2 separate regions of the Homo sapiens genome follow, and region 2 is linked to region 1. The links are chromatin loops, found by intact Hi-C in ENCODE. Cell type or tissue: Caco-2. All regions are shown on one strand. Links, peaks and the distances in the headings refer to the core of each region. The heading gives the core; the rest is flanking DNA. Region 1 overlaps LOC105374557 (a long non-coding RNA gene). Region 2 overlaps LOC105374557 (a long non-coding RNA gene).

What was found. Hi-C counts contacts between places; a loop is a spot of excess contacts. Peaks named below come from ENCODE experiments on the same cell type or tissue, not always from the same donor. Only the 100,000 strongest peaks of a DNase experiment are listed, where the experiment ranks them.
Region 2: a loop joins it to region 1, with 5 times the contacts of the local background. A loop is called at or near these places in 1 of 110 quality-filtered maps.

The regions. Positions count from the first base shown.
Region 1 is chr4:28,434,459-28,439,853 of GRCh38, forward strand. All of the region lies in intron 2 of LOC105374557 (a long non-coding RNA gene), which reads left to right. Among named protein-coding and RNA genes, the nearest start is that of MIR4275, 380 kb to the right of the region's middle. In Caco-2, for the core only: no CTCF peak of the experiment used is centred there; DNase peaks (open chromatin) are centred at 1,823, 2,143 and 2,443.
Region 2 is chr4:28,355,927-28,361,321 of GRCh38, forward strand. All of the region lies in intron 2 of LOC105374557 (a long non-coding RNA gene), which reads left to right. Among named protein-coding and RNA genes, the nearest start is that of MIR4275, 460 kb to the right of the region's middle. In Caco-2, for the core only: no CTCF peak of the experiment used is centred there; a DNase peak (open chromatin) is centred at 2,285.

The sequences.
Region 1 (5,395 bases), core at 168-5,167:
CTTTGTTTTAACCTATATATAATTTGCAGCAATTTGGTAATGCATACTATTGTAAACAGAATTGAAATATTTACCTTCCTGTCTACCTAATCTCTCTAGAATTTAGAATTTATTCGTGAGTATTCTTATTTTACGGCAATATAATTATTTGCAAAATTTCAATAAGAATGTCTTTGTTAACAGCACACAATTGGAAATCTGGTTCTTTCACCAAGGTTTTGAAAATAATGTCATATTTTCTGATCTGACCAGATAGCTTTCAGGAACCGAAGTGAATCATAAAGCCAGTAAAAGTCCCTCAGAAAAACTGGCCTCATATACCTTGTCTACACCCTTCCCTTGTAGGTTTACTGGCTTTATGATAAGTAAAGAATGTAACTTTCTGACAGGCCCAGGAATTTCAAAATATTTTGAGAACTTTGAGAAAAGAGAAATTTACCAATTTGTAGAAGTATTACAGATGCAGTCAGATGGTAAGGCTTTCTCTTGGCTCCTAGCCTTCACAGGCCTTTTAAAAATCTAACCTGAAGTCACTTACAAAAAATTCCAGCAAAGCCAGCTTTTTAAAAGCCTATATTATCAATCACTGTTCTTGTTACACTTTATGCAAATAATCTTGTCAAGTGAATGAGACTAAACTTATGTTTCAAACGAATTAGTCTGACTAAATATCTTTGGTAGAAATGGGAGTGAATGTTGAGAGAAAAATTGTGTTTAAAAAAGGCAAGTATAGTACATCTGTTATTAGATTCTAGCTCATTATTTTGAGGATTTTATTCTTTATCTACAGTCTGGACTAGATACTGAATTCTTTTAGTTTTTTTTTCAATATTAAGCTTTGAATCTCCAAACTAATATTTTTCAAATTTCCTCCCATCCTTCTGATTTTTTTCAATTTTCACTAAAATTGAAACTGCTTTTCCTGAGGCTTTGAATGCTGAAGCTAGTCAACTTGATAAATATAATTCAGAGAAATTACCCTGATGGCTTGCAGATGGACAAGCTTTATAACATTGAAACTGCAAACCAGGAAATTCTGTCAGTTTGCCACTGCCTGCTCTGCTCCAGCTGAAAATACTTTAGCTCAGGTTCAGAAATCTTCTCAGTGAGCTGCTATTCAGACTCAGAAAGTAGCTTGGAGAATACTCCAGACGTTAGGCTTTGCGAGTTTTTGTTTGTTTACATAGAAAAGTCTCTTTTAAATTTCCTTATTCTTACACTGCAAAGAGACCTAACCTTGATGGGTCCCATCTGCAATGCTCCTCCTGAAAAGAGACAGAGCTGTTTAACTGAACTGACCTATTTGGAGGACGAATAGACTGATTGAAAAAGGTATGTGGTAATGTATTCAAATTTGAGATGTTGTTTCCCTGCTTTTTCCTATATATGCTTTCTCCTCTCTTGTCTCAAAACTTTTAACCCAAATCTCTACATAGCTACCAATTCTTCTCTATTACGTGAAACTTTCTGAAAATTAAATTTCAAATGGGGAACCGAAGGAAACCAGCACATTTTACTTGAAAATATACTTCTGTATATATTTCTGTATAAATCCAAAGATTTATTTTCCTATTTCCTTTCCTAAACCAGAAGGGAAAGTCAAGCTGGGCACTGCATCAGGCAAACCTGCCTCCTATTTTATTCTTATATAAGTTAGCTACAAATTAAAAACAACTACACATCTCCCTCACGATTTGTCCACAGGAATTTCCTTGTGGGCCTCAAGATCTTTACCCTCAAACACTTCTGTTGAATTTTACCCAAGCCATGTAAATTACTAGCTTATTTCACAGGTGCCAGACAAAGGACAGTCAGAATTCAGTCATTCCTCTGCTCACCTGAGACAAATGCATATCTGATTACTACCTCTGTCCTATCATTTACGTAAAAATGCATATTCAGTGAGTCAGACTAAAGGCATACGTGACTATCCCTCTACCCTCCTCTCTCATGTAAGTTGTGTATTCAGTGAAAGAATGATCAAAGTCCCAAAAGAATGCAACCTTTTGTCTCTTATCTACCTATAACCTGGAAGACTTACTTTGAGTTGTCCCACTTTGCTGGAATAAACCAAAGTACATCTTATACATATTGACTGATGTCTCACGTCTCCCTAAAATGTGTGACAGCAAGCTGTGATCCGACTACCTTGGACACATGTCTTCAGGGCCTCCTGAGGCTGTGTCACAGGCACGTCCTTAACCTTGGGAAAATAAACTTTCTAAATTAATCGAGACCTGTCTCAGATACTTTTGAGTTCACACGTGTTTGACATATTTTGCTATGACTATTTAGAGGGGCTACAATCCACAGAAATAGCTCTGAAAAATTGTTCTCTTGTGGGGGAGATTTCTGACTGCAGAGAAAATCTACAGTAGTGAGGTAAACAGTGGTTACTGAGAAGAGCATAAATCACCCAGTGACCACTGAACAGGCCTCAGAGACGAAAACTCCTTATCTGAGGAATTTAGAAGGGAGCAAAGACCACCTGGTGACCCTCAAACACGCAAAACTGGGGAATGTAGAAGTAATTAAACTTCGCTAGTATTTAAAGTCAGTATCTGCTTCCAGACCTCTTTTAAACTTAAAATGTATAAGTAACTAGAATTTCTATACATCTCTGGAATGCCATGCCAAAACTCACTGTACAACACTTGCTTACGTTAAGGCACCAAAATTACTACAAATGTGATTATTTGTCATGACCTATGTGGCTAGTATGGTCCAAATTACCCTTAAGCTCCTGGCTTAAGGTCCATAAATACTCCTAAGGAAAAATAGAAATGACATAACTTATCATTCTAATGTTTCCATTGCTATCTGTTTTTACTCACCATATCATAGCTCAAGATTAACGTCCATAAACCATACCCCTACAAAATAAATTCATTGTGCCTTATTGGCTCTATTTTCTCAAACTTTAATCAATTACATAAACTTTCGTTGCCTGAAATTCTAGAATAACCAAATTTGTATCTACCACTCAAATATTTCCATGATTTATGATCAATATTTAGTTTTGTGTTTTTAAGGATTTTATATTTCCAATTTGTATTGCCTGGCATCATATACTAATATGAAGATATAAACGTACATCTATCATTCAACTCTTCTTAGTTTCTTAAGGTGGTTATTATGCCTTAAGATCTTTTTTTTTATCATGAAATATACCAAACGAAGTACCTTCTTTATAACACAGGTTTAATAAACATATTGAAAAAAAAGGTGTTAATTAATGAGAGGATTAAGCACTCAATTCTAACAAAAATGAATACACATTACAAGTTTTTAAACCAGTTTGAATTAAGGGTTTTTTTTGTTTTGTTTCTTAGTTTTTAGAAAAGTAGAATTAAGGAATCCAGGATCCAAATGAGATCTCTATGTCTTCCAAACCTGCTTTAAAAATTTTTCTCCCTTGTTTTAAGTGTTAGAGAGATGCAAAAGATAGTATTCGGGATTATATAATTTTGTTTATGACTTTAGTTATTGAACAGAAAATAGTTTAATCAATTAACACAAATACTTAGAAAACATTTTTCTACATATATAGAAAAGTAAAGAGATAAAGAGTTTAAAAATAAAAGTAAAGAGAAAAAAACAGAAAATAGGTCAGAATTGGGATAAGAATTCTAAGAAATTGGGAACGTTAAAGAAAAAAGAGAATTAATCACCAGAAAAAGAATGCTAGCGATTAATTCAATAGAATTATGTTCAAAACACTTCATGCGATGGTAATGTCGTAATATCCTACTTTTACTCATACATGGTTGCTCAAATTTTATAAACAATGATGCCTGAGGACCCTGTTCTTCATTAACCTGTCTAACCTTGATATGTAGAAACAGTTTAATGTTTTTTCAAATGCCATTAGTAAGCAGAAGTAATTTCAATTCATAAAACTAGGGCAGGAAGCAATTGACCCAATCAGACTGTTGCATTCCCCAATGCCATTTTTTAATTAGAAGTTTGTAACATTTTTTTTCTAGTTCTGAATTTCAAAGATCTCTTAGATTTAAAAAGTCTGGTTATCTTACAAAACTAAAATTCTGTGAGCCCCACATCATGTGACAACTCTGAAAATGCAGCTCTACTGCTTAAACTAGATTATTTGATTGAACCAAAATGGCATCACATTTTGCCCCAGATGATTTTCATGGATGACTCTTGGCAGACAAATTTTTACAATGCCACATTTATATGTTTGTTTTCTTTTTGACTGTTATTTTTTGGATTCAGGGTATATGATTATATTCTGAAAATATTAGTATATATCTACCAAGAAACAGAATAAATTACACTTTAAATATTAGTCATGTTACTTTATTGGAAACCAGAAGTCTCAAGGACATAAATGTCTGAATAAAGAGAAGGAGAAAGAGGAAAGGAGGGAGGGAAAGGAGAGAGAGAGGGAGAATTTTCTGTAAGCCTGGAGATGTCATTGGAATATGTGGGAAACAAAATGGAAGGAAGGAAAGAAATGGGAGAAAAGGGAAAGTAATATAAAGGGTACTTCAACGGTTTTCTTCATTTTGGCCTTGGGAAACCTAAGACAAAGTTAAATTAGAGAATAAAAATAGTAATATAAGTGACATAATTTTTCCACCTTATTTTCCATGTTGTGGCCCTGACTGCTATTGTCTATATTTCAAACTAATAATAATAATAATAATACCAAATGAAAATCTTTGAGAAATATGTCTTTCTTTCTCCAGTGCAGTGAAAATAAATTAAACCAAATGTCTCAACTAAGGGAAGCTCATAGTAATCTCCAGTGAAAGGGTAAATATTCTTCAGAAAACATATTAGTAAGATAACTTTTCAGTCAGCAATAGTTCTAGAAGTATTGATACAAAAACTCTGGATACCATGGAGGTTTAGTGGATGATCCTAATCAATTTAAAGTCAGCTAATGTTTTGTCCTGAGCAGAAGAACCAACCAACTTAAAATATGACATTTATTCTTGTTTTCTTCCTGGCCAGAATCTGATGTCACCAAGTTTTGATATATTTATCTTCATTCAACACATATTTGGATATTTACTATTTGATGCATACTATTCTAGGAACTCATGAATTACTGGTAAATCAAAGCCTAGTACCTATCAGCACTTTATAAAAATCCTTCTTCTCTTCTGCAAACAAATAAATAGTAGATGCCAGGTGTCAGTAAATTATAATACATAGGCCAAATCTAGCACGCTGACTGTTTCTGTGCAGCCAACAAATAAGAATGGTTTCTATATTTTTAATGCTTGGAATGAATGAAAAGAATAATAATTATGTGACTAATGAAAATAATATTGTGTGACAGATGAAATTCTAAGTTTACATTTCATAAGAAAGTTTTATTAGAACACAGACAAACTCATACATTTATATTTTGTCTACATTGTCA
Region 2 (5,395 bases), core at 185-5,184, 79 kb before region 1:
ATATTTTCATAACTATCCCCCATTTTTACCTACATCCTGACTACATCCTTTACATTGTTGTTTAAGTAAGTTATTTAAGGGGAAATATGATTGCAAATTCCCAGTGCTGGTTGAAGTATTTCCGTGTTTTCCCATTCCTTATAGAATAAGGCTTCAAGCACTTTAGCAAGACAAAAAAGAACCTTTCCTAATTGGTATTATTATTCTCCTGCAAATCAAAATTTGCCATGCTGTAGAAAGTACTTATTACTCCAGTAATATTCTTCTGTGTCTTACCTCATTATTTTATGTATCTCTTTTTTCCTATGAATATTTATTGTTCAGCTACTCTGCTGAAATTGCTGTGGTCTATATTGGGTAAGAAAAATTGGACCTAGTCTCTGATACTGTGATTCTTACAGTCTGATGGGGAGACAGATATTAATTGAATAATCATATAAATACAAATAAAATCACAACTGTGACAACAGGCATAAAAGAAGGGAACACAGTGCTATTTCTTTTTTTTTTTTTTTTTCCTGAGACGGAGCGTCACTCTGTCATCCAGGCTGGAGTATAGTGGCGTGATCTCAGCTCACTGCAACCTCTGCCCTCTGAGTTCCAGCGATTCTCCTGCCTCAGCCTCTTGAGTAGCTGGGATTACAGGTGCCTGCCACCTCGCCCTGCTAATATTTTGTATATTTAGTAGATACCAGGTTTCACCATCTTGGCCAGGCTGGTCTTGAACTCCTGACCTCGTGATCCACCCGCCTCGGCCTCCCAAAGTGCTGGGATTACAGTCGTGAGCCACTGCACCTGGCGGAACATAGTGGTATTTCTATAGGCCAATTACAAAAGAGTGAGATTAAGTCAGAGAAATCAGGAAAACTTTCTTGAGATAGAATTTTAGAGCAAAGATCTAAAGGATATAGATGCTATCTTTGCAATAAGAGAATGGAAGGCCATTAAAACAGAACCTTACCTACTTCCTTCCAGGCTTTCATTGATTTACCTTTCTTCCTCATCCACTTCTCCCTTTTCACATGATTCAAAATTTACGTCTCCCAGAAAACATTCCTCACTCTTTTCTTCTCAGACTAGTTAACCCCTCTTTCTGTTACCCCCCAAATGGCACATTATTTGCATTGTATTATTTCTCTTTTATGATACTTTCAACATTATTTTCTAATTACTTTTTAATAATTATGATGCTCCAGTTGAGTGAAAGTTTTTTAGGGCCATGTCCTTCAATTTTTATCTGGAGTAGGAAATGTCAAGAATTCAATATATGCTTGTTGAAGAAAGCAAAGAAGGAAAGGAAAGCAAATAAATGGAAATGGAAAGAGACAGCAGGAGAGATGGGCAAAGAAGGAGATGGGAAAGGAGGAGAGGGAAGGAAGAGAGACCTGAAGAGGGAAGAGATAAAGAAAGAAAATACAGAGCAAGTAAAGTGTCCAAATAGACACTTTCATTTTCTACTACAAATTCACCTATTCAGTAAGATCAAGGAAAAATTTCAGCTGGGCACAGTGGCTCATGCCTGTAATACCAACACTTTGGGAGGCCAAGGAGGGTAGATGGCTTGAGGGCAAGAGCTTGAGACTATCCTGGGCAACACAGTGAGACCCTGTCTCTATTAAAAAATAAAATAAAATGGTCAAAAAAAAATATAAGTTTCTTTACAAGGTCGCTTTGATTTTTGCCAGACAAATATGTGTTCTTTCTACTTAAAACTTCAAGTATTTACACTTATTACACTTTGCTTATACTTATTACAATTTGATTATACTTTGCTCTGTTCTGCTTTATGTCTTTTTTTTTTTTTTTTGCATCTACCTAACTAAATGATTTCAAAAATAGGTTCCAGGTATTGTTATTTAATTCAATATTTTTATATTTTATATGTTTATATTTATATGTTTATATTTTTATATTTTATATGTTTAATTCATGAGATAAAATAAAATGAAAGAATGTCTCTTTCACTTTCTTCCTTTACTAATACTTTCTTCCTATATTGGCCTGCTTTATGTTGAAGTCTCTTCAACCCTTTACTGATCTCTAAAACTTTTCTCTGTATGGACAGGAATGAAGTACGAAGTGGAACAACTCTCAATGCAAAGCTTAAGGGTTGCCGGACAAGTTTTAGGGACACATTTATTAGCCAGAGTTTTTAGAAATCAGCACTATTGATGTCACTCTGGGCTGGATCATATTTTGTTGAGATAGGGACTGTCTTAAGGCTTTGTAGGATGTTCAGCAGCATCCCTTGCTTCTGCCCACTAGATGCCAGTAGCAGCCATCCCCCACCACCAGCACTCTTGACAGCCAAAACTGTCTCCAGACTTATTTGCCAAAGGTTCCCCGAGGAGCAAAATCAACCTTGACTGAGAATCACTGCTTTTAACTAACAGAGTCCCATTTCCCCAGATACGTTAAAGAATAAAAAATAAAACAACTCCATGAATTTTCTAGGGGATTTAATGTATGTGGAATGTTTACTAGTCTGGCATAAAGAAGATACTGCTTATTCTTATAATTATTATAGATCTGTTTGTTTCCTATATCTTTCCTAGTGAGGTATGATAACATATTGTCCTTTTAGACCAAATCACCATATTGGCCCAATAATGCAAGTGAATTATTTTTAAAGATTTTAAAATTCATTATTGTTGTCAGCAAGGAGTGGAGGGGATAGAAAGTGTCAAATTGGTTCCCTCAGATTTTATTCTTGTACAAGGATGATTTGAATTATTAGCCTCAAATTATAACTTTATGTGTCTGTCTATTATTTGACACATGTCTACCCATTCACACTAATAGTGAGATTTTAAAGTTGATTTTTAAATGGGTCACGGTTGACTTGATATTTCAACATGTGGGAGAGATTAGAATTATTGGCAAGCTGTATTCCCTCTTCTAGATCAAATGTTGAATAAGGCAAAAAATCCATCCAAGTTCTAATTTTAACTTCGTTCTTAAACTATTTATGGTGCAGAAACTTGTACAAAATTGCTAAAAGTAGTAGTTGGTTCCTTCTGACCACATTTGTATATAAACCCCTCAAAGAACTACTGTTAAGTATCAACTTTTAAAATGAACATTTTGCTTGCAAGGTATCTCTATTAGGAGACTCTTTTCCAATGAAGCTAAGAATTATGTAACTTTCTAATCTAAATCAACGTACCCAATCTTGTTCTACAATGTTTATTTAAAACTTCATAATAATTACTTGAAACAATATGTATCATTTTAATCTTCCTAAAATGTATGTTTCTCAGTTTCTTTGGTTAAAATCTTATATGATTTATATATGATTTATTATAGCCTCTTATTATCTTCCCTCATAAAATTAATGCAAAATTTTCCATTGTTTTAAAACACCACAGTCAGTGTTAACGACATTTGCATTGCTCTTATTAAAATATAAAGGAAACAATTTTCAAAGGATATACCTCCAATTGGAGACAAAAATAAATTAAAGAGATAATAGAAAAATGTTCCTTCAATTACTAATTATGGAATTATTTTTAATACATTAAAATGAAAAAGGTTTTATTTTTATCCCAGAAATTTAACCTTTTAATTTACATGCTAGTATTTTGCTTTCATTTATCTATATATATATAAACATTTTCAGGTTTACATTTATTTCCCTAATTTGATTTTAGACTGTTCATCTATGTAGAATATTAATTAAGATTAAGGGAAATTTGAGAAGAGATATAAATCTTAAGCTGGAAAATATTTGTGATCATTCAGATGTCATTCACTAATTAGTCAATGAAACAACAATGTTTGAAAAAAATTTTTAAATGGGTTCAGATCTATGTGATGGTTATGATTTTAACATTATCTTTGTCTCCTGTTTATAGGTCAATTGTATTTGCCACCTATTATTAAATTAAATATTCTAGAATATTTGACAGACTTTAGAAGTCCTCTACTTTAACCTTCTCTTCTGTCTTTGGTAGCTTTTAAAAGAACATGATACTTTTACAGTATGTGAAGATGCCGAGTGTATATTTCTATTTGCCCAATGTACCTTGCATATACTCCTAATCCCCTATAATTTCTACCACAGGCTTTAGTGTTGTTTCTAGTTGGATGCACAATTCTTCAAATATTAAAAACAAACATCAGAATAGACATCACAAGCTTCTTCAATTGCTTTAAATACACGAATTTGAATAATTCAGCCTGATACTTTCTTATAGAAATATTTAAATTTGTTATTATCCATTCTGTTCCTTCAAAAGGACTGTACCAGAACTGAACACAAAGTTTCAGGCATGGTTAAACATTTGAGACATTGCTGCCCTTGTTGTAAAAATTATAATTATGTTTAAGTAGCCAGCCTGAAGTTTTATTAACTTGGGGAAAAATTCAATTCAGTTAATTCAATAATATTAATAAAGTTTCTACTGTATACTAGCCACTATACTAATTGTGAAAGTTAAAAGATGAATACATTAATCTTACTATCAGGTGTATACAATATAATTAATTAATTAATATAAATAAAAGGTAATAGGGAAGTGGAGAGGAGTGATCCTTACTGGTAACTGAAGCAAAAATAAAGATTTAACATCTGATCTGAATTCTGGCAGACTAAGGGACCATTTGTTACAGAAATAAAGCACATAAAAGAAAAGAATAGCAAAAGTAAATAAGTGATTCTTGTCAAACTATACATAGTAATCTGTACGTCATAGATTTTACACATAGAATGGTAACAAAAATAATGAAATAATATTTTAGAAAGATGTATGTACATTTGGTAATTTTTGGTTGAAAGTGTAAGCAAATGCAATCTAGACTGTAGACTGGCTTAAGCAAAACAGCCAACAAAACTAACAAAAAATGTTGAGAGCCTAAGAGTTTATTTAGCTTAAGTTACCATGTCATCCAGATGTCCTCCCAAGTGTACCAGGATCGGATCTCTCTACTGCTCTCAGTTCTGCTTTCCTTTATGTAACTAGAAGCTACTTGGTGATAAGATGACTCAAGTAGTGTAGCCTTACATTTTGCAGTGTCAAGCCCAGCATGAAGGAAGTTCTTTGTCCTTCAAGTTTGAACAAAACTCCTGGAATAGACTCTCGTTTCCCCACACTGGGTTATATGCATCTCTCTGCACCTTCACAATACTTATGGGATAGGTTATTTCTTGGGTTATATCCAATCACATATCCATACTTGTAGACAGGGAAGAAATGAGAGAATACCAACATACAAATTAAAGTTTGAGTGAGATTATCCCTCCATGCTCCCCGCAAACATCAAGTTTCTGATGGCAAGGGAAGGAAGAATAGATTCTATTTGGCCAAAGTTGTAGGAGGAGAGGAAACACATGTACCATGAGATAATGTTTTTTCCAGGGATATGCCAAGATCATCTCTGTTATATGAGCAACTGC